Linked DNA regions of Homo sapiens: regions 1, 2, 3, 5 and 6 are each linked to region 4. The links are chromatin contacts, found by Hi-C or POLR2A ChIA-PET in ENCODE. All regions are on one chromosome and are shown on one strand. Each heading gives the region's core, a stretch centred on a gene start or an enhancer-like site at or near the end of the contact. The rest is flanking DNA. Distances are from core to core; before and after follow the strand shown. Region 1 holds the start of MRPS23 (mitochondrial ribosomal protein S23). Region 2 holds the start of MSI2 (musashi RNA binding protein 2). Region 3 holds the start of PPM1D (protein phosphatase, Mg2+/Mn2+ dependent 1D). Region 4 holds the start of TRIM37 (tripartite motif containing 37). Region 5 holds the start of SRSF1 (serine and arginine rich splicing factor 1). Region 6 holds the start of DYNLL2 (dynein light chain LC8-type 2).

Evidence for each region. Hi-C counts contacts between places; a loop is a spot of excess contacts on that map. ChIA-PET counts read pairs that join two places held with the same protein, here RNA polymerase II (POLR2A). Pooled maps may share reads with other maps.
Region 1: a loop to region 4 is called in a map of CD4-positive, alpha-beta memory T cell, with 16 times the contacts of the local background. The contact joins the promoter of MRPS23 here to the promoter of TRIM37 in region 4. A Hi-C loop is called at or near these places in 1 of 168 maps with a recorded cell type or tissue (CD4-positive, alpha-beta memory T cell), 2 of 37 single-sample maps with no recorded cell type and 9 of 50 pooled maps. POLR2A ChIA-PET finds 5 or more read pairs at or near these places in 1 of 52 experiments (T-cell).
Region 2: a loop to region 4 is called in a map of B cell, with 10 times the contacts of the local background. The contact joins the promoter of MSI2 here to the promoter of TRIM37 in region 4. A Hi-C loop is called at or near these places in 2 of 168 maps with a recorded cell type or tissue (B cell and CD4-positive, alpha-beta memory T cell) and 8 of 50 pooled maps. POLR2A ChIA-PET finds 5 or more read pairs at or near these places in 1 of 52 experiments (activated T-cell).
Region 3: a map of CD4-positive, alpha-beta T cell shows a loop between it and region 4 (10-fold over the local background). The contact joins the promoter of PPM1D here to the promoter of TRIM37 in region 4. A Hi-C loop is called at or near these places in 4 of 168 maps with a recorded cell type or tissue (CD4-positive, alpha-beta T cell, CD8-positive, alpha-beta T cell and naive thymus-derived CD4-positive, alpha-beta T cell) and 11 of 50 pooled maps.
Region 5: a map of B cell shows a loop between it and region 4 (7-fold over the local background). The contact joins the promoter of SRSF1 here to the promoter of TRIM37 in region 4. A Hi-C loop is called at or near these places in 3 of 168 maps with a recorded cell type or tissue (B cell and naive thymus-derived CD4-positive, alpha-beta T cell), 3 of 37 single-sample maps with no recorded cell type and 12 of 50 pooled maps.
Region 6: a map of tibial artery shows a loop between it and region 4 (16-fold over the local background). The contact joins the promoter of DYNLL2 here to the promoter of TRIM37 in region 4. A Hi-C loop is called at or near these places in 2 of 168 maps with a recorded cell type or tissue (CD8-positive, alpha-beta T cell and tibial artery) and 13 of 50 pooled maps.

What each region holds. Positions count from the first base shown.
Region 1 is chr17:57,848,736-57,853,004 of GRCh38, forward strand. It overlaps MRPS23 (mitochondrial ribosomal protein S23), which reads right to left and starts at 1,309. Exons shown (of 5, transcript NM_016070.4): 1 at 1,232-1,309; 2 at 505-675. The coding sequence starts at 1,275. RefSeq lists enhancers at 1,290-1,619, 1,295-1,804.
Region 2 is chr17:57,255,273-57,259,829 of GRCh38, forward strand. It overlaps MSI2 (musashi RNA binding protein 2), which reads left to right and starts at 1,251. Exons shown (of 14, transcript NM_138962.4): 1 at 1,251-1,532; 2 at 1,826-1,866; 3 at 2,194-2,275; 4 at 2,998-3,082. The coding sequence starts at 1,471. It overlaps LOC101927510 (a long non-coding RNA gene), which reads right to left and starts at 1,724. Exons shown (of 3, transcript XR_007065860.1): 1 at 1,670-1,724. RefSeq lists a silencer at 806-1,435 and enhancers at 3,414-3,503, 4,490-4,557.
Region 3 is chr17:60,598,097-60,602,089 of GRCh38, forward strand. PPM1D (protein phosphatase, Mg2+/Mn2+ dependent 1D) reads left to right here and starts at 2,097. Exons shown (of 6, transcript NM_003620.4): 1 at 2,097-2,790. The coding sequence starts at 2,319. RefSeq lists enhancers at 1,030-2,018, 2,019-3,006, 2,167-2,216.
Region 4 is chr17:59,104,901-59,108,825 of GRCh38, forward strand. TRIM37 (tripartite motif containing 37) reads right to left here and starts at 1,980. Exons shown (of 24, transcript NM_015294.6): 1 at 1,541-1,980. The coding sequence starts at 1,561. LOC124904039 (a long non-coding RNA gene) reads left to right here and starts at 2,196. Exons shown (of 2, transcript XR_007065864.1): 1 at 2,196-2,691. RefSeq lists enhancers at 1,068-1,727, 1,384-1,433, 1,644-1,773, 1,728-2,387, 1,864-1,963 and 2 more and a silencer at 2,094-2,203.
Region 5 is chr17:58,005,921-58,010,476 of GRCh38, forward strand. SRSF1 (serine and arginine rich splicing factor 1) reads right to left here and starts at 1,326. Exons shown (of 4, transcript NM_006924.5): 1 at 1,024-1,326; 2 at 423-607; 3 at 1-53. The coding sequence starts at 1,217. RefSeq lists enhancers at 1-136, 468-517, 788-837, 961-1,679, 1,628-1,677.
Region 6 is chr17:58,080,264-58,084,786 of GRCh38, forward strand. DYNLL2 (dynein light chain LC8-type 2) reads left to right here and starts at 3,156. Exons shown (of 3, transcript NM_080677.3): 1 at 3,156-3,420. It overlaps DYNLL2-DT (DYNLL2 divergent transcript), which reads right to left and starts at 2,941. Exons shown (of 3, transcript NR_110809.1): 1 at 2,453-2,941; 2 at 1-2,353. RefSeq lists an enhancer at 2,885-3,179 and silencers at 2,896-3,245, 3,256-3,315, 3,356-3,775, 3,816-3,945.

The DNA of each region.
Region 1 (4,269 bases), core at 59-2,558, 1.3 Mb before region 4:
CACAGACCACGTTCCTCCTATCTCCACTCGTGGAGAAGGCCGGCATAATGATCACCATAAGCTTGGAGTCAGAGATGTGATTCCCAGATCTGCCACCCTCCTATATATTTAGTAATTACAAGAAGTTAGCTAATTTCCTTGAGCTTCGCAGTCTCCTTGAATAAAATGGAAACAAGAATGCCTTCCTTACAAGTTAGAGTAAGGCCTTTAGAGAATGAGATAATGCTTGCAAAGAGCTTAGTACAGTGCCTGGCCCAAAGCAGATGCCCAGAAACATGCGGCTATAATTGCAATGATCTTTCGGTTGCTGGGCTCCAGATTCCACTTTTCAGAACTTCAGTTTCACTATGAGGAAGGGGTGCTGCCTCCCTAATTTGGCTAGATAAGCCTTCTCCACAGGGCAAACCCCTGACTCAATTTCATGTTTGAATTCCCAGACTGCTACCGAAACCTTCCCTTCTGAAGTTCTGTTGCCTCCTGTCCACTACAGGGCTGAGCACTCACGCTCTAATCCGATCCTCGTGGTACCAGATGTCTTGGATGGGAGCTTTGGCTTTGCCATATCGCACTCGAGGCCTTTGGAAGACGGGCTCCCTCAGCGGGGGAAAGGCGTCATATACGTCAAACCACAGGGGCTTCTCCTTCAGCACCCCGGCCCGAACCAGGTCCCGAGTCCTTAGGGAGGGAACAGAACGAAACTGGGTCACTTGCAGTAGCCTGCCAAAGCCCCTGAATCAGTCTAGCACAGTTTGGGACATTAAAGGTATTATGCGGTCTGCAACACAGAACGGGGAAGGACTGCTCCCCACCTACAGAGAAGATCTGTCCACATCCCAAACCAAACTTAACAACGCTCAGGAGAGTTAAATCCCTCTATCTTCTTTTGTGCGTCCCACCCACGTTCGGTCACGGAAAAATGCAAAGAGCGGTCTTGCATGACCTGATAAGGAAGGCCCATCAGGCTCTTCCTCCCTTCCTCTTCCTAGAGACCTCCACTCGGGGAGAGGCAGCTGCAATAATCTTTAACATGACACATAAATTCAAGGAGAGGCATCCTCAGGCACAACTATTCGGAGCCAGGAGAAAACATGAGAGGGCCTCACCCAGCTCAGCCCCCGCACCCTGCAATACGCCTCGCCCTGCTCAGGTCCGCTCCAAGGAAGAGCGTGACCGGCTGAGAACCCCAGCCTGGGGGAGGCACCCTCAGCCCACCACGGCTGGGAGCACACACCGAGAGAAGATGCTCCCTACGGTTTCCAGCCGGCTGCCTGCCATGATCTGCGCCTGGTACCGAGCGTGACTAGCTGCTACCGGAACCGGAAGCGGCTGCTCCAGGTAAAGGGCGCATAAGTTGCTGGCCGAGCCAAGGATCGCTGGGCTTTCACCGCAGCCCCTGCGGGAGAGCGGCGCAGGCAGAAGCAAGTGATAGGCCGAACGGGCGCGCTCCGAGGTTACTTGCCAGGTTCAGGCAGGAGCACTCGATAGCCGAGCCAAAAGGGCAGGAGCGAGCCAAAGCCGGACAGAAGTAATAAATGACCGAGCTGTGGGAGGGATTCATCATGATGGTTGCTTTACTCTCTCTCGCCTTGTTGAGCCAACTCCTCTGAAAAGGTGGGGCCGCGCGGAGGAGAAGTAGTGGGGCAGAGCAGGGGTGAAGCGCAGCCTACAGTCCTAGGGGAGCCAACAAAGGCCGAGATTTGAGGTCACCAGCTCTAGGCCCAGGCTGAGCCTAATGTTGTTTAGAGTCACAGACTACGCAGAAGAAAACCAAGGCCGGGGAGGGGCCGTCACTTGCCCAGCGTCGTGCTAGATCTCGGGCCTCCGCCTCTGGCTGTGTAGTGCTCCCCACTAAGCCCCTCGTCCCCGGAGTGCCACCTGCATCCACGCTAACTAGGATGCTGGCTGCAACTCGTGTTTCCCGCGGCCGGTGTCGCGGGCTACCTCCTCCTTGGAACTCGAAAAGTGAAAGTGTCCGGAACAAACAGACGCCGAGAGGGAAACGAAAAAATCTGGAGAAAGTCATCTCTCAGTGTTAAACTGTAAAAAAATATAAACTGTGTGTAGCATACCCTTTGACCCAGTAATCATATTTCGGGGAAAGAACCCCTTAGAAATTAAAGCATCAATTCATGAGGATGTTTGTGCAAGGATCATCGTTGCAGCATTGTTTGTAGTGGGAAAAAAAATCCATCAGATGAGAAATAGCTGGAAAATTATTGTTCATACTTTCTTTGGAACCCTATGCAGCTATTAAAATGAATGAGCTAGATCCACATGTATTTACCAAGGTTAAGGTACATGACTTATGTTTAAATGAAAAACGAAGTTGCAAAGAAACATGTTTAGTGGAATCTCAACGTGTTAGAAAAAAAAAAGGAAAAAGAAACACCTCTATATATGTTTGTGTTTGAGGATAGAAATTCTGCAGAAGGACACCCAAGGCTGTGAACATTGGATATCTCGGAGTGAAACTGCAGGCAGGCAAGGGAGAATTTTTTCTTCCTTTACACATGCTTCAGAGTTTGACTTGTAAAGAGATTGTATTCATATTTGAACTTTTAATCCAATGAATGTTTTGAATCACACACAATGTCTCCTGGGAGCCTAGTCAAGTCATCCTAGAGTCCTCCCACTCTGAGGCTGGTGAAGGGGAGGACGGGACTGTTTGATGAGTAGTTACTGCTTGTGTGTGTTATCTTACTGAATCCACATACCTTCCCATAAGGTAGCTATTAACATCCTCATTATAGATGAGAAAGCAAGGCCTCAGGAAGTTACATAACTTGTCTGATAAGCAACTGATAGAGCCAGCCTTGGGGGGGTGGGGCAGCCAGGGCCCTTTCCAGTGCCTCACAATGCCGCCTAAGCTATGCCTAAAGCTCGAGGCTGGTAGGCTCAAGAGTCCAGCAGAACGCCGCTCCCCACCCGCCCCCCCCACAACACACACACACACACACACACACACACACACACACACGCACGCCAGGGATCCAGTGATTTGAGGCCCAGGGCTAACCTGAGGTGGATTTCACTGCTGCCTCCAGACCCTCTGGAACAGAGAAGAGAGAGCACAGCTCTGGCCCCAGGCCAGGTGTAAAGGCTCTAGTATCCCAGCCCTCAGGAGGTCTAAAAGACCTTGCTCTGGGGAGAGTAAACATGCTCCCAGCTAAATATAGTCTTCCCAGGCCTCATAACAACTTTCTAATTCTGTCCCAGCCAGCAAGCACTATCTGCCAGCCCAGATTACAGGCACACTTCTCTTCTCCCACCAGGAACTGCTACTGTAGGTTAGTGCAGTCACTGCAGCTAAAGAGTTAAAGGGTTTATTCCAAGATCAAGGAGGGGAACCAAAGACGCAAACCCTCAATAGGGGAAGAACTGCAAGGCAGAAATGTTCTCGCTAATCTTGGGGTGGTCCCTTCCTCTTCCAAGCCTTTGAAGTTTCCCTTTCCAGCCTGCTTCTGTGACTGAGAGCAGAATATTGGTGGGCAGACTTGGGGGTACTTTGGGGATAACAGCCTTCTGAGGCTACACAAGAAGTACACACCCAAGAAACATTCATTCATAATACAGGAGCAAGCTGTCGGGCAGCAGGGGGCAGGCAGAATGGACATTTGAGGCTGTCTTCTTGAGTGGGGACCACAGCCGCCCAAGGCTGTGAGGGCCTGGGGCACTTACACCACGCACCACTGTGCCGCGGGAGGTACCAAGGAACCTCAAGTGTCTCATTCAGTTGTTCAACCACCTGCTGACATAGGTAATGTCCTGCTAATCTTACAGATAAGGAAGTGGTGCTTGTAAACTCCCAAAGGCCATGTTCCTACAACACCACTCGGCCTCATATTAATCCCACTGTCTCATTGTAGACGTGCCCACTAATTGCTTCACTCTGAGCAAGTTATGTAACTTTTCGAGCCTCTGTTTCTCCAACTGTTAAAATGTGGAGCTGGGCTCAGTGGCTCATGCTTGTAATCCCAACATTTTGGGAGGCCAGTGTGGGAGGATTGCTTAAGCCAGGAGATCAAAACCAGCCTGGGCAAAATTAGCCAGGTGTGGTGGTGCATGCCTGTAATCCCAGCTACTCAGGGGACTGAGGTGGGAGGATGGCCTGAGCCCAGGAGTTCAAGGCTGCAGTGAGCCATGATCACACCACTGCACTCCAGCCTGGTCAACAGAGCCAAGACCCTGTCTCAAATAATAATAATAATAATAATAATAATAATAATAATAATCTGGATGGCAGTGTCAACTATCTTCGTGGCTTGTTGC
Region 2 (4,557 bases), core at 1-2,500, 1.9 Mb before region 4:
GAAACTTTCATGCGATGCCTTTGGAAGGCTACAGACATTGTCTTTTTGGAGTTTTCAGTGCATGAAGGTATGAAACCGCATTTATTAAGCACCTACTGTATGCCAGAACCCGTGCTGCACAATACTACTGCTGCTAAGGTGGGAGTGATTCTGAAGCCTTCTGCCACCCTAGCTACCTCTGCAGGTCGTGAGGGGTCTTGGGCTATTTCAGTATCATGCACTTTACTATCCTGGCATACAAAGGCTGGGTGAGAAATAAAATATATAACGAACGGATTACACAGGGGTTTCCTGAAATAACCACCCTTCCCATCCATCCCAGAGACACCCCAAAAGTACTTCTCGTTATATACAAACATTTGCTTTGAACCTCAATCATGTGACCTTGACTCCTATAACCTATCTTATTACATTTTTAAAACACTGTATGATTAACGCGGAAACCCTTTCTTCGGCACTTTCTCGCCACTGGAATCGCGTCAGTTTCTCAAAGTTCCAAAATAACCTTTCCCGGGCACGGATTGGTACCTCTACTGGGGAAGGGCGGGGAACCGCGCAAGACGTGCCGGTGTGGAGCCAGAGCCAGAGAGAACTTCCAGCGCAAAAGGAAAATAAAACTTGTGGCTGGTGTTTGTGCAGGAGGGTCTCCGCCATCCTGAAGCCCCCCGATCCTGGGGCGTCTCGGGGGCCGCCAAAGGAGCGCCAGGGTGTGGGTTTGCTCCCGACGTCCTTGACCTAAATTTCTGAGCGGTGGCTGGAAACAGGGCACAGCGGAGGGCGGGCGGCTGGTGCCATTCCCGGATCTCGGCGGCAGGGGCCGGCAAACTTGAATGGAGAGGGCGAACTAGAGAGGGTGGGGGGCGTCTTCTCCCAGGTCCGGGTGAGGAGCCGCAGCAAGCTCCCCGCGCCTCCCCTCCCCCGATCCACCCGCCCCCCGCAGCCCATGTGATCCAGGGAAGTCGGGGTGCGCTCCCCCTCGCCCTGCGCCCTGCCGGCCCGGAGGCGGGGTCCCCTCCGCCCGCGGGGTTCGCGCGCCACCCTTGTGGGTCCGGCCGTGGGGGGCCGAGTGTGCGCGCGCGGGCAGGCGGGGGCCGCACGGGGGTGCGTGACGTCACCGGCATTGGTTACACGACGTTCTAGAACTCCGCCCCACGTGCGCCGGGGAGGAGGGGGAGGAGGAGGAGGAGATGGGGGTGGGGAGGAGGAGGGGGAGAGGTGGGGATGGGCCGGGGGGGCGGGGACGGGGGGGTGTGCGAGGCAGCGGGGCTGAGCTAAGCCGAGCCCACGTGTGACGGCTCTCGCCGCTGCCCCGGCTCCGCCGCTCGCAGAGAGATTCGGAGGAGCCCGGGCGGGGGGGAGGAGGAGGGGGAGGAGGGAGCGGAGATCTCGGGGCTCGGAGCCGGCCGCCGCTCCGCTCCGATCGCTGTGGGGCTTGGTTTTTTGGGGGTGGGGGGGCGGGGGGGCTCAGATATGGAGGCAAATGGGAGCCAAGGCACCTCGGGCAGCGCCAACGACTCCCAGCACGACCCCGGGTAAGTTTCCAGCCGCTGCCCACCGCGCCGCCTTGGGCTCGCTCTCCTTGCAGCGGCGGGGACGGCGGTGCGCGGAGCCGGGCATCTCCCGCGCCCCCCCGCCTCTCCCGCGCGCCCCCCCCGTGGAAGTTACACACCTTTGGATTGCATTTCGCCGTCACCTTCTCCCCCACCCCACCTCCCGGCTCTCGCTCGCTCGCTCCCCCCCGCTTTCCTTTTAGCTTTTGTAAGTTACACGTCAAAATGGCCGATCTGACATCGGTGCTCACTTCTGTTATGTTTTCTCCCTCTAGTAAAATGTTTATCGGTGGACTGAGCTGGCAGACCTCACCAGGTAAGGGAGGGAGGGGGGGACGCCTGGGTCCCCCCCTTCTTGGCTTCTTTATTGCTCTTTGTTATCCCGGTGTAGGAGCCCCCCCCCCCCCGCCATTGGCTCCCCACTTCTCCTGTGCAAGGTTATTTTTTTTAAATAGCAAATCCTTTCTGAGCCCTCTATGCGACCTCTGTTGCCGAATTTCCCCCGCGTGTGCAAAAAATGCAAAAACAAAACAGAATAACAACAGAAAACTACTTTTGGATTTTGTCCTTGATCAAAATTTGCATTGCTTTTTTTTTCCACACCTTCTCTCCCCCCCCCATCTCTCTCTTTCTCTCTCTACAGATAGCCTTAGAGACTATTTTAGCAAATTTGGAGAAATTAGAGAATGTATGGTCATGAGAGATCCCACTACGAAACGCTCCAGGTAAACCATTCCCTTCTGGATTTTGTCTTTATTTTAGAACAAAGTTTAAGTTTTATTTTTGGAGGTGTCTTCGGAAGTAGCTAAGCGGATTAGAATGGGGCTCAGGCGCGTGGCTGATCTCGAACGGCGCTCTATACCACCCCCACCGCCCCCTAGTAACCCCAGAGGTTATTGTTAATTGGAGCTGAACTCTGGATACAGAGATACCCATCTCTCTGCTTTTAAGTCATTTTCCCGTCGCTTCTTTTTCTCTGTTTAAAATGACATTCAGCTTCATTTACTTTCGCATAGTTTTTTTTTTTCTTTTGATCTTAATGTGTGTTTCCCCCACACTCCCAGCTCCCCAAACTCTTAAGATCCCTCTTAGAAAGATGGTGGTAAATCTCTTCTAAGTGCCGGGCTTTCTTCGGAATAAAACAAAGCGTTAAGAAAGGGAAGGGGAGGAGGAGAGGAAACTGAGGTGGCCAAAGAGTGGAGGCACCAGCATTTTCCAAGTTACCTCCACCCTCCCTGCCCCCGTTCCACTTCCCCCGTTAACCTTGATGTTTTTTCTTGCGAGGTGGAGGGCTGTAGGCAGGAGGGGAATTGGAGGAGGGGAGTGGGAGGTGGGGGTGCGTGGGGGGCAACTTTTGCTCCTCATTCAGCCTTAGGTCTCACTCCTGGTTGCTTTCAATGGTGTCACATTTTCTTGTTTGTTTTTCTCCCTCTTTGTCTCCTTTCAGAGGCTTCGGTTTCGTCACGTTCGCAGACCCAGCAAGTGTAGATAAAGTATTAGGTCAGCCCCACCATGAGTTAGATTCCAAGACGGTAGGTTGCTTTTTGTTGTTGTTGTTCGCCCCTTTTCAGGAACGATCTGGGCATTGACAGCCCCATTTAAAGGGACAGTGCCTTCTTTTGCTTCTGTGCTAGAACTGGGTAGTTTTAAACTGAGCTAGCGAGTTGGCTCAAAAGTTTGCTGCTGTGGCTGGCTTTGGGGTTTTCTTTTTAGAGCCTGTCCCATTGCAGCTTCAGAGGCTGCCAAGGTTAGGCTTGGGGAGGAGAGGGTTCGGCTCCTGGAGAGTCTGCCTTCCCGGCCTGGGGACTGTGCAGAGAAACTCCACCAGAGAGCAAATGCAACTTTTCTTTGTCAGCCAAGCACAGCACGCGTTACCAACTGTGGCTGTGGGGATCAGCTTTGAGAAGGCACAGCCTGCTTTGTGGCCAAGGGGGACAGCAGTGGGAAGGAGGGGAGAGGGCGCTAATTACAGGTCCAGGCAACAGGTTTCTCTTGGGGCACTTGGGATTTGGAATGTGCTTTGGGAAGGGAAGGGGACGCTGGCGGAGCTGAGCTGGGCATCCACTGGGGTGACTCCAGATGGCATGAAATCTAAGGCTGATAAGGCCTGGGGGTTTCAAAGTGATTTTTTTTTCCTTCCTTTTCTTTCTCAGATCCTTTCATTTGAGTATGGGTACTTTTATACATCACAAGTTTTAAAAATCCAGAGTAGAAGGGGGAAGAGTCTCCAGGCAGAGGTCAGAAGGGGAAGGGAAGAAAGAGTGTCTGTATATAACAATACATTTAATGGGAGGGGGAGTGTGCAGTGTTTTATTTAGCCCCTGTGTGGGCTTCCTGCCTCTCCTCCCTTCCCTTTATGTCTACCAGAGTTTCCCCACGGTTTTTATTAATATATATCTGCCCCAAACAGAGGCCTTAAGATGACATTGGGCTGTAGTGCTGGGTTGCATGGAACTTCACTCCTCTGTGATGGGGTAGTGGGACAAGGCCAGAAATGGGGCTCTACTTCCATCCGCCTCTTATGAAAGTGAGCAAGACATTCCCTACCTCTGGGTCTCAATTTCCTCTTCTGTAAAATAAGTGGACCAAGGTGATCTTTCAAGCCCCTTTTGGCTTTAACATTGAATGGAAGAGAAGGAAAGCAAATAAAGAAACCTGGCAACCTTCGGTGCACTTGAATTGATTTTGCAAATTCACCCTCTTTCTCTGATCAAAGAGATCAGGAATGCGTGCCTTCTCCTAAGAAAGAAACCCACCTACACTCTTAGTTGCTTTATTAATTGTCCTGGACTTGTCATAGCTTGCATGCAGCCCAGCCTTTTGTACTTTTAGATAATTTAATTTCAGAAATGATTTGTAGGATGATAACAGATGTCTGAAAAATTTTTCTCTCCTTGATTTCGTGGCTAGCCATTTCAAAAAGCTAGTGAAATTAAAGAGGAAAATCTTTTCAAGGCAAATTTGGGAATTTATCATCCACCCCCTCTTGCTACCTGGGTGGGAGAAA
Region 3 (3,993 bases), core at 847-3,346, 1.5 Mb after region 4:
TGAGGCAGGAGCAAGGAGGATAATTGTTGGAGCAGTAAAACTCTTGAAAAGGAGACAGTATGGAAGATATGGATAGTATCTTGAAAAATAAAGTGGATGAGAAGTGACACGAATAGTGGAAGAAACAAAGACGGTGGGCTATGAAAAATGATGGGGAGATACCAGGGATCAGTAGCTGACAGCATCTCAGAGTAGCAGCAGTCTGCATAAATTTTAAAAGCACTTGAGTTTCTGAGGGAGGAAGGAAGAGAAGTGGTTTGGAGGTAATATGAGGAATAGGCCACAGATAAGAATACCTATGAGAGGAAAAATAACCTCCTGTACTTGAAAAGTTGCAAGGGAGGTAGTTTTGCTAAGTGATAAACCGGGTTTCAGTTGGAATGGGAAGTTGATGGGAACATTTACAGAAGAGGCTAAGAATAAAGGGGAAGTGGTTGATGGCAGATGTTGAAATCAAAAGTGTGAAGTGAAATGGTTAGGATATTTGGTGAAGAGTGGGATATGGAATCAGAGTAATTGAAGCAGAGAGTAGCATGGAGATACTAGAGCAATAAACGGATGACGCAGATCCTACTGGTTGTGATTGAGGTGGAAAGGATTATAAAGCATGATGGAATTATCTTTTGGTAATCTCTTGGGTCAAACGTGGTGAACGGTAAGATGAATAATATAGAGCTACACAAACCGTTCTTGTGATATGGAGGCTGCTCCCTAATTACAATGCTAATATTTCATTTAGGATTTTTGTATTCATCGTTACAAAACAGGGTCTGTAGGTTTCCTTTTAGTGTTCATAATGCTTAGGTTTTACTAACAGGGTTATGATTACCTCTCCAAACAAGCTGGGATTTTTTTTTTCAAGCGTTTCCATGCCCTGGAACCATCTGGTCTAGTGCTTTTTGGGGTAATGAATATCTTCAATTGTATTTATTTTTACTTAGTTGATCTATTCAGATTTTCTACATTTTCTTGAGCTGATTTTGCTTATTTATATTTTTATTGATATAAAGATTTTTTCTATTTTTATTTCTTGTGCCAACTGTATGTACATTCCCCCCATTCCCGTTTCCATACTGTTTTTAGGCCATTTGAAAATCTCAAAGGTTTTACAGGAAAGTACAGATTGATGAAGAAATGGCCAAAAACGGGAAAAGTGAACTTTAAAGTGATTCAACTACAAAACGTATGCTACTGAGCAAATACTAGTGTATTCCTCGCTCTGCGGCTTAACTCCATGAAAATCCGTGCAAAGGTTTTAGCGTTGGGATTGTGACCGACTCGGTGAAGAGAGGGGACGATCACCAAACCGTTAGAGCACTGGGGCTCTTGGCAGTGTTTGTCAGTTATTTTCAAGTGATAACTTGAAGTGATACCGCAGGAATAAAATGCTGTATCCAGAGCTGGTCGGAACGAGCACTACCTTTAACAAAAGCTGAAAAGATCTGCCTAGGAATTCGTTAGAATACAGCCCTCTTACGTCTCTGACATACCTAGTTATGTGAACCGAGACTGTGCAGCTGACGGTGGAAATTTCCTAAGTGCTTTTTAAACAACAGAACTGGACTCCCTCCCTCCTCCATTCCCAGTCGAATACGTCCCACCCAGATCCAGCTCAAGGGTGCAGCACTTGTTCCGGCCAGCTCACAATCGCCCTTTGGAAGGGAGGTTTCCCGCCATTTCGCTTAGGAGGAGGGTGAACTCTTCTCCCTTCATTCTCCACTCGCTGGGGGCCCGAGCCCACACCACCTTCCTAGCAAAGCAAGCAGCGGGACGCCAAGGCCAGCAGGCCGCATTAAGAACGCTGGACTGAGCCAAAAGCCTACACAGACCAAGCCGCTCGGGAAAGGATCAACAACTGCCGACAACCCGGAGGGCGAAAACGCCCGCGGCGTAGGGGAAGCAAACTAGGAGATGCGCGGGCCCAGCGCCAGCGGCGGGAGGAGGCAGCGCGGCCGTCGCAGGCGGGAGCGAAGGCGGGGACGGAGGGCGGGCTCGCTCCACTCGACTCCGGATTGGTCGAGCTTAGAGAGCCGAGTGACGTCAGCGGGGGAGAACGCCTGATTTGTGTGGTGGGCGCGGGCGGTGGGGGGAAGCGCAGTGCGCAGGCGCAACTGCCTGGCTCTGCTCGCTCCGGCGCTCCGGCCCAGCTCTCGCGGACAAGTCCAGACATCGCGCGCCCCCCCTTCTCCGGGTCCGCCCCCTCCCCCTTCTCGGCGTCGTCGAAGATAAACAATAGTTGGCCGGCGAGCGCCTAGTGTGTCTCCCGCCGCCGGATTCGGCGGGCTGCGTGGGACCGGCGGGATCCCGGCCAGCCGGCCATGGCGGGGCTGTACTCGCTGGGAGTGAGCGTCTTCTCCGACCAGGGCGGGAGGAAGTACATGGAGGACGTTACTCAAATCGTTGTGGAGCCCGAACCGACGGCTGAAGAAAAGCCCTCGCCGCGGCGGTCGCTGTCTCAGCCGTTGCCTCCGCGGCCGTCGCCGGCCGCCCTTCCCGGCGGCGAAGTCTCGGGGAAAGGCCCAGCGGTGGCAGCCCGAGAGGCTCGCGACCCTCTCCCGGACGCCGGGGCCTCGCCGGCACCTAGCCGCTGCTGCCGCCGCCGTTCCTCCGTGGCCTTTTTCGCCGTGTGCGACGGGCACGGCGGGCGGGAGGCGGCACAGTTTGCCCGGGAGCACTTGTGGGGTTTCATCAAGAAGCAGAAGGGTTTCACCTCGTCCGAGCCGGCTAAGGTTTGCGCTGCCATCCGCAAAGGCTTTCTCGCTTGTCACCTTGCCATGTGGAAGAAACTGGGTAAGTTCCCTGGCTTGTTTGGCGCCCGCCCCTTTTTCAGGCAGTTCAGGGCTTTTATGGCACCAGCCCCGCGTGGGCCCCCGGCACCCAGAGCGCAACCAAAGTATACACTGATGGAAGTGACTAAAAGCTGTAATAGCGCTTTGCTGGGTGGAGGTCCGGGCAAACCAAGCGGCCTTGGGGAAGATAGGATTGCCGTCTCCCTGCAGCCTATTCTTGCTTTATTTCCATCCTCCAAGGATCAATGGGAAGCAGTCCACTCCCTTCCCTGCTTCACTTTGGTGGCAACCAGAGGAAACGTGTTTGAAACCTGGCGCCAGATTTTGGCCAAAAGATAAATCGATGTTGCACCTGGGCCAGGCGAAGGAAAAACTGTAGTGTTTCCTTAGAGAATCTGTCATAATTCTGCTCCTGAAAGTCTTATCCCTCTCGGTTGCCTCCTACCGGTGGTGTCAGTTCTCCAGATTGACCCGGGATTGCTGGGGTTGGTTGCTGGAGTAAAGCGTAAGCTAATTTAGAAGGGCTGAAACGTAACCATCCGGCAACTTAAAGTTTTGGAAGGAATTCCGTTGTAATGATGGTGAGATGTTTTTAGGATCATAAACCTGTACTGCTTATGAAAACTAAAAACGCGGAACGTGTTGTTACCTCTTAAAAACTGGCCCCGTGTTAAGGGTGTGCGTTAGATTCTGCTTGGGTTTTCTTTTTGGAAATTGCCTTAGCTGATTGCTTTCAGATAGTTCCCAACCGGTTGTTCCTAGTTTAAAAAGTACTTATAAATTGTAACTGCCCATCAAAATAAGAAAAGGCAAGGAATTACTGTATGCTAGAAGGAAATAAAGGTCTTAAATGTCTAAAAATTTCGGTGTAGTTGTAGTTTCATCTAAGTTTTTTTAAATGTTTGTAAAGCAGGCAGGATTTCTGTGCCCAACATTTACAGAATCATCTTACAGCATTATAATTGCTTATCTATTGCAGTGAATAAATGGCATGCATCTTTGTTAGAGCAAAGAAGACAATACTTCCAGTGGTGGGAAAAAACCTTGTTTATGGCAGCATAATAACGTTGCTTTATTTTCAGCAGAGGGATAGAGACATAGAGAAAAGAGTTAGATTTAGCAAATACAGAACATTTTTAGAAAGGTATTGTCATAGAGTTGTAGATTAGCCGGTTTCAAAGTCTGTTTTCCATTTGCTTGGCTT
Region 4 (3,925 bases), core at 730-3,229:
GGCCAAAATGGTTAAACCCCGTCTCTACTAAAAATACAAAAATTAGCCAGGCGTGGTGGTGTGCACCTGTAATCCCAGCTACACAGGAGGCTAAGGCAGAAGAATTGCTTGAACCTAGGAGGCGGAGGTTGCAGTGAGCCAAGAGGGTGCCACTGCACTCTAGCCTGGGTGACAGAGTGAGATTCTGTCTCAAAAAAAAAAAAAAAGAAAAAAGGAAAAAAGGCAGACTATATGACTGAATACACAACATGAACTTTTAACTTTTTCTGCAATTTCCCCAAAAGGTATAAACTGATTTTATAATTTAGAGGAAAAAGAAGTTTAAAAAGACACATCCTAAAGGCAGTGTACTGTGACCCAGAAAAAAATGAATTCAGAATCCAGAAATCTGAATTGCTGCCCTGATGTTACAACAGACTAGCTACTTATTTGAACCTGAGATTCTGCCCCAATTGAAAATGTTGACGGTAGTTCAAAGCGATCTTGGGAACAACAACAACAAAAATATGTAAATACAAGAAACAGTATTATGTTTGCAAGCCTCAATTTAATCAATTTAGGAAGTAACTGAAAAGTTTTTAACAAGAAAAAGGATACAATTAAACGTATACTTATTGTATTGTATACTTTGTTTTTATATTACTGACATTTACTTTCACTCCATTCTAGAATTAAACCCTCCTAAAACCAAGATAAGTTTACAAAACCTTTATAATACTTTATATGAGGAATTAAGGAGAAAATTACTCATTAATCTCATCATGACTCTGTAGGGCCAGAAAGAACCTGGGAGATGCAGATTCTGTAACCTGCAACGGGGTGGACAATAAGACTACTGAATGACTAGTTTCAAGTGGAATATCCATAACATAGTTACCCCTTACTAAAAAGCAAGGATTTCCTATTTCAGTATCTGAAAGGTTCAAAATTTGATAATGATTACACAATTATGTTCAATAAACAATCTTTTAAAATATATTCCTAGCCTTTACTTACATATCCTACATATCCCAACTATTTTAACTCACAGCTTACAAGAATCAGTTATAAAAAGAAGAGTTTGTTCTGGAAACTACACATGAGATAATATATGCTGATTCAATCTAGGAAGGAAGGGCAGAAGCCTGCAAAATGTGCCACTGAGAGGGAAAGATGACTATCCATTTGGAAGGAGATTTAGATCAGCTCAAGAACTCGCAAGGACTGGTGGCGAGTGGCAGGGTACATCCATCTGATGAATCTGCAGTTTTGGTCGGAAAAGGATGCTGTTTGCAAACACCCGGTGGGGATGAGTACCTGTGCCAAGACATCCTTGAAAACTCCAGGATACGCACCACCTGACTGCGGAACAGTGAGCACAAGACACCCGGAGCGCTGCAGAATGGGCACGGCATCCTTGGTACCGGGCCAGCCCTCTCCACAGCGGCAGGGGCGGGGTAGGGGTGCCCTACTGGAGGGAGGACATGGGCACGACTCCCCGAATAAAAACCGCTCATCGGGTGGGGGCGGGGACTAACCACCACCCTCACAACCCCCTCACCTCCACGCTCTGTTCATCCATTGCCTCCGGCTCTCGGCGGGGCCGCTGGCGACCCGCAGGCTCCGCAGTCTGACCTCTTAGGCGCCGGCCCGAGGTCGCCAGATCAAATCGCCGATAAAAGCCCGGCGCCCACGTCAGGGGGCTCTGACAACCGCCCCACCTGCGCGCCCCATCTCTTCAGGTCCAGCGCCGCCTACCCCCATTTCGCCATTTTTACCGGCGCGCCCGCCCCGAGGCGCAGAAGTAGGGCGAACGGTGGCCGCAGCTCCTTTCTCCCGGCTCAGCCGCCGGCCAGCAGCCGCGCCGGAACCTCGGCCCACGTGACGCGGGCGCGCGCCTATGGAACTGACGGTGGAGTTCAGCGAAGAAGGTGCCGCAGAGAATTCGCAAACACCAACCGTAACCAGAGCAGCTGGGGGCGCGGCGGCGAGAGAAGCTGCGAAGCGCATGCGCGCAGGACGCTGTGGGAGGGGAAAGGAGGGGAGGAGCGTGGAGCGATCGCCTAGTTCCCGCGTTGCGGGGCGCATACGAGACTTGGCGACTCGCTGCCTCAGGGTTGCGTGCCTCCGGCCCTAGCCTGCGCAGGCGGCCTGAGCTTGGGGCTCTGCTACGCCACCCACGCCCACCTTGGCGGAGGGCGGGGCCCCACGGCTCTCAAACTTGCGCGCCAAAGACGGAGCCACCTGGCGTACTGGTGGAAAGCGCAGACTTCAGAGCCACACCCGTAGTTAAGTATTCGGACTCTGAGATTCCAGGGTGGGGCCCAGGCCATCCGCGTTTTCACCCAGCATCGTGTGATTCGGCAGCAGGTGGTCTGTGGCCCGCACTTTGAGAAACCCTGGTGCAGAAGGTTCATGGTTAGTGGTTCTCTCTGGAAGGAACAGTCTAAGGTTTGTAGGACTTGCGTTCCACCTACCAAAGCTAATCGAGTTAGAAGGCTCCAAACTGAGGTGTCATTTCTCATTACGGTGGTGAGAGGACGGGACCACACACTGTGAAGTCTTCGTTCCCACATCCCACACTTCATTCTTGCCGCCTAAGTTGTCGCCGTGGGACTATTGAAAGGGTATCAGCGATATTCATCTTTCCTATAAATGGGATCTGCTTTCTACAGTTTCCTGCCAGATGTGTAAAGATTGCAAGAATTGAAGGTTTGTGAGACAAAGAGGGCATATCAAATTCGTAATTTGAATTTAATTTTTCCTGTATTTATTGCAAACAACTAATTATACTTAACCGACCTAGAGTGCACATGTAGAGAATCACTAATAATCTAGAAATAAGTTCTTGAATATCAGGCATTTAGGCTTATAGGTGGTGGGTAGCAACAATTTTTTTTAACTACTTGGGTCATGAACAAGATATAATTTAGAAAGATTAATCTGAGACTGAAAAATTCTTTCAGTAAGAATTATTTGTGGTCTTTGACCTACATGGAGCTATTTTTACGAAAATGGCCTCAGTTGTACATTTTTAAATGGTTGATGGTTAATATTATGAGAATTTTACTTAAAAGAATTATTTATAGAATGCAGTGCTAGGCCTGGCGTGGTGGCTCACACCTGTAATCCCAGCACTTTGGGAGGCCGAGGCTGGCGAATCACCTGAGGTCGGGAGTTCGAGACCAGCCTGACCAACATGGAGAAACCCCGTCTCTACTAAAAATACAAAATTAGCCGGGCGTGGTGGCGCATGCCTGTAATCCCAGCTACTGGGGAGGCTGAGGCAGAAGAATCGCTCGAACCCAGGAGGCGGAGGTTGCGGTGAGCCGAGATCGCGCCATTGCACTCCAACCTGGGCAACAAGAGTGAAACTCCGTCTCAAAAAAAAAAAAAAAAAAAATGCAATGCTGTACTTGGGATTCAGAGTAATGAGAAGTGGCCCTTGCTCTCAAGGAGCAGTACAGAAGACAAATAAGACAAATTGCAATACTTACATGATAAATAGTTAAGATTCTTGTATGTTTGCCGAAGAACCTAAGAATGTCGAAGGACTTATTGCACCAATTCATAATAGCGAACAATTAGAAACCTGTACAGCTGATTAGAGGCCGTTGGTTGCAAGCAAAAAGGATAACTTGAGCAAAATAAATAATTTAGTTGGCAAGATGCTAAACTCACATCGTTTGCCAAGCCCTGGGGTTTGAGAGCCAACGGTCTGCTCCATCAGAATCCCTTAAAGGCTGACCTTGCTGCCCTCCCCACAAGAAAAATCTCCTAACTTCATACATATCCTTAAATAACTTGCTGTTATACAACTTACTTGTTATATTATTTGTATAACTTGCTGTTATAGAGCTTAAATGTCTATCACTAAGGAACTGATAAAAATGACTATATATCTAGCTGGGCATGGTGGTGCACACCTGTGGTCCCAGCTACTCTG
Region 5 (4,556 bases), core at 76-2,575, 1.1 Mb before region 4:
TGCTTCACGCATGTGATCCTTTAAATCCTGCCAACTTCCACTTGGAGGCAGTCCTGAAAAAGTGATTTTTTTTTTCTTAGTACCAATTATCTTAAATTTCACGTTAAGCTGGTAAGGTACATTAGGACAAAGAGTACTTTAAAGTACTTAATAGGTGTACTTAAGTGATACCAGGTAAAGAGAGCTGGTAAGATTCTGGAATCCAGAGTCCAAAATTATTTGTAACGATCTTCGTATCTAGTACCGCAACCTAATTTGGTAAATCACCACAGCAGCAATCCTCGTTTATTAAATTCACCCAAAAACTAAAGCAATTTAAGACCTAGCATGAAAAATTTGCAATTATTAAACCTGTCACGCAAGAGAAAAATTTTAGGTAGTTTTCGTCCCTTCACATCAATCCACACAACCAGTACACTCACCAGAGACAACCACTCTGTTTTCAGACCGCCTGGATGGGGGGCCATAGCGACCTCGGGGAGCTCCGCCACCTCCACCCCCGCCGCCGCCTCGGCCTGTTCCACGGCCGCTTCGAGGAAACTCCACCCGCAGACGGTACCCATCGTAATCATAGCCGTCGCGACCATACACCGCGTCTTCCGCGTCTCTGCGGGATCGCAGAAAGTAAAAGGGATGAGAAACACCAGGAGGAGAAGCTCGCTCAGTTGGGAACCAGCAAACCCCCCGCACATGCGCACCCAACGTGGAAGAGCCCACATGCGCCGCATAATAGGAATGGCCCCTCCCCCACCCAGAAACACGCCAGGCTCCCAACCACTACACCAGCCCTCAGCGCCTCAGTTTCCCGCTCCAGCCTGCGAATGGGCTCCGGGGACGTCCAAGGCGAGGCGCCAGAGAAGCCACATCAACTCAGCTCCTTACTCGACTCCTGCATGGGCGATACAGTCTCGCCCCAACCTCTCTAAGAGCCCCCGCTTCCCCGTTCTCTATGTTAAGGCCTTGGAGCCTTCCCCAACTACTCGGACCTATTTCCTCAAGGCTGCAAGCCCCATGCCGCCTCACCGCGGGTCCTCGAACTCAACGAAGGCGAAGGGCGGTCCCCCGCGGCGATTCTTGAGGTCGATGTCGCGGATAGCGCCGTATTTGTAGAACACGTCCTCAATGTCCTTGGTTCGGATGTCTGGAGGTAAGTTACCCACGTAGATGCGGCAATCGTTGTTCCCTGCGGGGCCACGAATCACACCACCTCCCGACATGGCGGTGACGAAAAGCGCGGACTCGAGAACAGGCCTTCCCACCAAGCCTAGCGCACGGCAGAGCGAGCCCGCAGCGGCACCACGTCTCCCGCGGCCCCTCCAAAATGGCGCCTTTATCAGCTCGGCGCACGGATATGGGGGGGAGACAGAGGAAGAGAAGCGGAAGGAAACAGCGATTCGATCCCAACACGCACGCGCGGGAGCGCAACGGGTGCTGCGAGGGCTACGTTCAGCGCACGCGCACGCACGCGCGACGTCACCCTCCCCACGAAGGGGGTAAAAAAGTCCCCCGCGTTCCCAGCTTGGGGTGGTTTGCGAACAGAGTGACCAGCCGTTTGGTAAAAGTTAAATAACGAACTTTCGTTAAAGGAGCTAGTCATCCAGGTCGGGTCTTGAAGGATGGTCGATTTCTCCAGGAATGAGGATCTTTGAAAGCAACTCGGCGCCTTCAAAGCACTTGGTGAAACCTAGCCTAAAGCGTTGTCCCACCATGCTCTGCGGCGATAACGGCCTTTGGCGGGAAAGAGTCTCGGAGGCGGGGCCAAAGGGGGACGGCCCGGGCGGTTGCTCCGGAAACCCGGGTATCTTCGTAGGGTGCGTCTAATCCAGAGCTGAGTTGCGGGTGATTGAACGGAGAGCTGGGGCGTTGGTTTGTCTTCCCGCCCCTGCTGCGAATAGACCGTGGCTGCTTAGACAGATGTGTCTAATTTAGCGAAACCGATTTAGATTCCTTAATCCTCTTCATTAAGTACCGTTCCGCCTTCTCGTCAGAACTTTGCATAGCTCGGGTCAGCACTCCTAGTGCTAGTCGCAGTGGGTCCGTATCCCGACCGGCAACGTGGTACCCGCCAACCAGAAGGGGTAACACCGTACCGCCTATGGGACCCACACCTTTTTATCTCTTGTTAGTCGCCTGTCCGTGGGACTAGCGCAGAATGCCTGCAGAATGAATCGTTTCTGTTGTTTCCTTTCAAAGAACGAGAAGGAAGAAAGGGTGCGTGTGTGCAGTCCTTTTTTCAAAAGTTTTCCCTAAAAGTTACTGATACACCAGGTTTTGAAAATACCGGTCCTCTCAGGTAATAAAATGGAGCAAAATGGATGTGAGAACCGTAACCACTAGATACCGCGGTTGCTATTCAGGACTGTGATCCTGTTTGCCTGCGGCATTGGGAGATAACATTTTACATTTTTTTTCGACGTCTGAAATCTGGATTTTTATGTGAAATCCTGGGATTTTTAAACGTCGCTAATGAATTAAAATTCAAATCAGGCTGGGCGCGGTGGCTCACGCCAGCACTTTGGGAGGCCGAGGCGGTTGGATCACTTGAGGTCAGGAATTCGAGACCAGCCTGGCCAACATGGTGAAATCCCGTCTCTACTGAAAAAACAAAAAATTAGCCGGGCTTGGTGGCAGGCGCCTGTAATCCACTCTACGCGGGAGGCTGAGGCAGGAGAATCGCTAGAACCCTGGAGGCGGAGGTTGCAGTGAGCTGAGATGGCGCCATTGCACTGCAGCCTGGGCTACAGAGTGAGACTCCTCCAAAAAAAAAAAAAAGGAGGGGGAAACAACAACAAATTAAAATCAAACCCTGCAGTCATAAATTTGCCATAACAGATCTACACACTGAATTTAAGGGATAATTTTCTTCATGTTATTTATTTACAGTAGTCCCTTTCCGCAAGGATGTGAGGCAACTTACAGAGATACCATAAAACATGAAAACTAGATGAGGCTGGGCGTGGTGGCTCACTCCTGTAATCCCAGCACTTTGGGAGGCCGAGGCGGGCGGATCACCTGAGGTCAGGAGTCGGAGACCAACATGTCGAAACCCGTATCTTCTAAAAATACAAAACATTAGCTGGGTATGGTGGCGCGTGCCTGTAATCCCAGCTACTCGGTAGGGTGAGACAGGACAATCTCTTGAACCCTTAGGAGGTGGAGGCTGCAGTGAGCGGAAATCACGCCACTGCACTCCAGCCTGGGTGACAGAACAAGACTCCATCTCACACACACACAAAAAAAATGCTAGAGTAAGAAATCAGAGGAATGGGAAAATGAGGGGTGGATTAAATGAAATACGCATAAATTACTATACAAAATGCCTGCAGTGAAAGCCCGTTGAATTTGTTGAGATAGATTGCAAATTTTACTTTAGTCTTCCCAGAAGTCACGGTAAAGAAGGGTACAGAAGTATTGTGTATTCAAAATCCAAAGTGCCTTTGGGATAAAAGTAAATAGGTCATTCAGGAGAAGGACATGTTTTCTTAATTCTAAAAGCTGATGAAATATATTTTACAAATGTTTCTCGGTGACCCCAAAATACAAATTCAATTTGAAATGAGCAGGGATGCTTGGTCTTGTGGCCGTAGATCCTCGGTATATCTACAGATGACCTTTGGTAATCCTTGAGCTTTCTGTAATATTTTCGAAAATTATATGCATGTGTGCATGTACAAAATTATATGCATGTGTGTACTTTTTTCTGGGAAGAGGATTTGGAATTTTAATCAACTTCTTAAAGGAGTCCATAGATCCCAAAAGGAAAAAGAACTTCTGAAATTTGTCAAGGGAAGGATAGATTGCCTATTCTTCAGACCATCCTTTAAGTATATATATAGATGTGTGTTTGTGTGTGTGTGTGTATATATATATATATATATATATATATTTTTTTTTTTTTTTTGAGACAGAGTTGCCCTCTGTCACCCAGGCTGGAGTGCAATGGCATGATCTCAGCTCAGTGCAACCTCTGCTTCCCTGGCCTAAGTCATTCTTGTGCCTCAGCCTTCCGAGTAGCTGGAATTACAGACATGTGCCACGATGCCCAGCTAATTTTTGTATTTTTGGTAGCTGGGATTACAGGCATGAGCCACCACGTCCAGCTAATTTTTGTATTTTTAGTAGAGACGGGGTTTCGTCATGTTGGCCATGCTGGTCTCGAACTCCTGGCCTCAAGTGATCCTCCGGCCTTGGCCTCCCAAAGTAGTGGGATTACAGGCATGAGCCCCTGCACCTGGCCGGCTTTTTTTTTTTTTTTTTTTTTTTTTTTTGAGACAGGGTCTTGCTCTTTCACTCAGGCTGGAATGCAGTGGTGCAATCACAGCTCACTGCAGCCTCGACCTCCTGGACCCAAGCGATTCTCCCACCTCAGTGTCCTTCGTAGCTGAGACTACAGGTATGCATCACCACTTCAGACTGATTTTTGTATTTTTTGTAGCGATGGGGTCTCGCCATGTTGCCCAGGCTGCTTTTGAACTCCTGAAGTCAAGCGATCCTTCCATCTCGGCCTCCCAAAGTGGGGGGATTACAGGCATGAGCCATTGTGCCTGGCCAGAGCC
Region 6 (4,523 bases), core at 1,906-4,405, 1.0 Mb before region 4:
TAACATTTATTAATCACATATATGAACCAGGCACTGTGCCAGGACTTCTTCATGCATTTTCTCTTAACTCCATGAAGTGGATATGATTCTCAATTTATAGATGAGGAAAATGAAATTTGGAAATGTTGAATAGCTTAGCCAAATCTGCACAGCTGGTAGAGTGGTGGAAAAAGGTCAGAATCCATGCATTCTGGCCCACTGCTTTATATGTGTGTATGCGAAGAGTCTGAAGAGCCTGTGGGGCATCCACAGTGGAGAGGTCCAGGCATTAGGGGGTCATCGGGGCCCAGATCATGGTAAAAACCATGAATGTGGGTGAAATTTCTAAGTTGAGCAGTGAAGGAAGCAAAGAGCCCTGGGGAACCCCGAAGTTAAAGAAGTAGCCAGATGGAAAGGGGTCCACCAAAGAGCCAAAAACAATAGTCTGATTTTGATTTTTAAGTCAGAAGACATGACCATGTTATCTGGGCAACAGGAAACTGGGCAATCACAAACAGTGTAGCTGTATCAAATAAAAACATTCACCAAGTTAAGCTAACATATTAATTATAACAGTGACTATGTTGCATAGTAATTATCCTGAACAGTAAGCATTTTACACAAATAGCAGTAATTAGTATATCACAAGTTTCCCAAACTGTGTCCTGTGGAATAGTAGTTCCTGGAGATGTTAATAAATGTTTGGATTAAAAAAAGGGCTTTGGAGTCAGATAAGTTTAAGGAATACTGGTATAATTTAGATAGAGGGCCAAACTCTGTTTTACACTTTCTCTCCTCTTTTCTCTGTTAGGATGCAGTATAGTATAATGGCTAAGATTGTAGGCAGTGGAAACAATCTGGAGTTGAATCCTGCCGCTGACAAACTGGATAATCTTGGGTCAGTTACTGAACTTCTCTAAACTGTAGTTTGCTCATCTGTACAGGGTGATAGTCATATATGCACTTCAAAAGGCAGCTTCTGGGATTAAATGGAACGCATTGCATTTAAAACACTTAGAATAGAGCCTGACATAGAGCAAGGGATTCATGAGGATTACTTATTATTATTTATAAACCATACTATTAACACATCTCCCTGTTATTCTACAGTTTAGTCCTTGACACACACACACACACACACAAGAGCACTGATATTCACATTTCCTAAAAGTGAAAACCCGTGGCTCTGACTTCTGTTAGTTGAAGTTCTTCGTGCCCTTCTGTCCACCACACCACAGCCTGGAAATGAGCAAGCTCTTATCCCTATTATACTTCAGGGAAGGGGAGCAGGGAGAGGGAGGATTTATGCCCTGGCAGCATGGCCTTTGAAGGGCCACTGCTAGCTCATAGTAACCCTTGGGAACACTTGAAAGAAGTCATCTTCTGGTTGGACACTGGCTTGTACCGTGACACACAGGCTAGCAAGCAGTGTGCCGGCTGTATTTTAGCACCCGCTTGCTCCATCGGTTGGATACTCTTGCGCAGTGAATGACCTGTGCAACCATACGTGGCAGATCTGACCTTCAGGCCCTGGAAGGGCCTGGAAACTAAGGACTGTTGGAGAAAGGGGGTACTAGCTTCGCTTTCTCCAGGCAGTCCAGGCGATTAGCCCCGCACAAGCCCTAAGTGTATAAATCATCCTTCCTCGTCTCCCTCCCTTCCTCCCATAGAGGCCACGCCTCCCATTCATGAACACAAAGACTGACATCAGAAAACCCTTAGTGTGAGGGGATACCCCAGGCCTTAACTGGTCTCTGAAATCCCCCAACTGAGGTTGTTAGAGGACAGAACTGTGGAAAGCAGTAACCAGAGGGAATGATTTTTCCAGGTTTCCCCTGACACATAACGAACACTAACTTTTGATGCTTCAAACCAGAGCAGGCCAGGGCCAGGGCAAGTCTGACTTCCTGACCATGGTTTGGAGAGGCGAAGGGGAAAAGATGGGAGTGGGAGCTATCCCCGGCAGCTTCTTAATCCCTACTGTATGGCCAAAATGCTTGGTTCCCAATAAAGGCTCGTCAGCCCTTGAGGTAGACACTTCTGTATAAAACAGACCAGAAAGAAAACCGCAGGCCTGAGGATCTTTCCTGGGAGTGGGATGGAGTGAGGGCAGGCAGGCTCCCAACGCGCACGTTCACACCCACTCTCCCAGAAGTAGTCTCTTGAGCCTCCAGAGGGGCTGCTTCCTGGGTGCACCTCTTTTCAGCTAGAAGCAAGTCAAGCCTGACCTGCGGGATCTGGCAGGGCTCTCTGTACTTGGATTCTCTCCTTTATAAAGTGAGGGGTGTGGATGGGTGGTTTTTGAAGGCTCCTCACAGCTCTGACAGGCACCACCTCTGGGGGCTTCTATTCACTCTCCTCCAACCTTGTCTACCTGGACAGGCAGGGACAGACGACAAGAAATCGCTCACTCTCACCCCCATCCCAGGACCCCAAGGCCATAAATGTGCAAGGACAGCAGAGGCCTGCGTACCAAAGACACATCCCCATCAATTTTGCTTCGGCTCTGTCTCCATTGCTCCTGTAGACAAATACCGGCTGGGGGCCCAGCTGGGAGTTTAGGTCCTTCAGCCTCAAAGAACAAAGGAGGAAGAAGGGACCTTCCCGGAAGGTGAGGGGAGGGAGTCCTGGGGCTCCTATGCCTCTCCCTCTCCATAGGGCTGGCTGTCCCTCTCTTTCTCACAGATACGGGAGGAGGGAGTGTCCTGTCTTTTCCTCTGAGGCTGGTGACTTCATCTCCTCCCCTCTCTAAGGTTGGGGTCTCTACCTCAGCCCCATCTGTTCCCTGGGTCTGAAATCTCCATCCCCCTCTCCCTTTTTTCTCCTTGGGACTGGGGGTCTCCACACCCTTCCCTCTCCTCCTCTCTCAGGACCATGTCTCTTTATTCCTTTTCAGGCCTGGCCTCTCCAGCCCCGGGGGGAGGGGTCCGCATTCCTCTCCTTTCTTAAGGCCACGGCTCCCTCCCCCACCCGCTCCAGCTCCTCCTCCCCACCCCCTCCCTCCGCCCCGAGGCATTGTGGGAGGAAACAAGATGTGGGGCGAGAGCGGCGCGGGGAGAAGCCCGCAGTGCGGGGCCGGGCGGGCTCAGCCAATGGGGAGCGCGGACGGCGGCGCGCGCGGCGGGGGGGCGGGGGCGGGGCACTATTTCAGCGGGGGCCGCGCGTCGGCCGCGCTCAGCGGCAGAGCGGAGCGGAGCTGTGAGGCGCCAGTGCGGAGCGGGCGGGCGGGCGGGCGGCGTGAGGCGGAGCGCGGGCGGCCGGCGAAACTCCAAGGGCGGACCGCGGCAGGGAGCGATCGGCCTCGGGCTGCGGGAGCCGGAGACCGCGGCGGCGGCGGCTGCTGCAGCTGCAGGAGGAGCCCAGGGAACACCGCCCCTGCCTGTGCTCTGCCTCGGGCCATCGCTCCTCCCCAGGGCCCAGTGCGGACTCGCCTCCGTGAAGGTGAGCGGTGGGTGGGGGCGTCCCCCGGGTGGCGGGCCTGTGTCCGTCGCGTGCGACTCTACACGACCCGGCCCTCGCCGCGGTGGCCCTGCGGCCTCCTTAGCCGGCCCCAAGGCCTGGAACAGGGCTGGCCCCGCAGCCCTTGGCGTTGACGGTCCGGGCAGCGCAGCGCGCCCCCGCCGCCCCTCCCTCTCGGCGCAGCCCGGGCTGCGCCACCCTTTGCCCCGGCCACCCTCGTGGCGCTGCTGGAGGCCCGGGCTGCGGAGCTGCCGCTGCCCCCGCCCCCGGGAGTCTCTCTGCGCTGCGTGGAGGCCCCTGATGTCAGGGGCCGGGGAAGAGGGGGTGGAGAGGGCTCGGGCGTGACGCGGCTCCTCCTGCCGCCACCGCCACCCTCTGGGGCGTCCTTCCTGCAGCGAGGACGCCCAGTCACTCCGGCGCTGTTCCAGGCCGGGTGGGGGAGGGCGGCCGACCGGCCGGGGCCTGCGGACCTGGCCGGCGGCGCGGGCGGGAGGTCGGGGGGAAGGAGGATGCTTCCTCGTTCCCCAGGTGCTGCCCTTCGGGACCGCAGCGCTCTGGAGGATGGGATAGTGGAGGGATACGGCCCACTTGGAGAGCCCGAAGAGGGAAGTAGAAGTGTGTGTGTATTGGCGGGTGGGGATGGTGGTCCGTGTCATTCGGAGATTTAGCCTTTTTTTTTGGTTGCAAAACCAGGAATAGAGGATGGGAGCTGTCCTGGGGTGCCCTTTGTGCTTTTCACAGGAGCCTTGGCTCGTGACTGAGGCTGCTGGCCTGGGGCCCTCTGGCCATCTTCCTCCTATCTGGAGGCCCAGGTCCCTTGCTTTTTCCCAAGGAGGGAGGGGCTAGGCTGGACACCTTCCTGTGCTTTGCTTACCGGCACCTTGGACAGGGGTGGTAGGGGTTGGGCTTCACCTCTCTCAGATGCCTGGGGGGCCATTGTAGTCGTAAGACCAATATTATGTAACCGCAGGCTCTTTCCTGGAGAGTAAGGTGGCTTTTAATTACTGTAACAAAGTTGCTCCTTTGGACTTTGGGAATGAGGCAGTGGAGCAGGTGAGCTTGCAGGCAAAATGGTGCCAATTTCA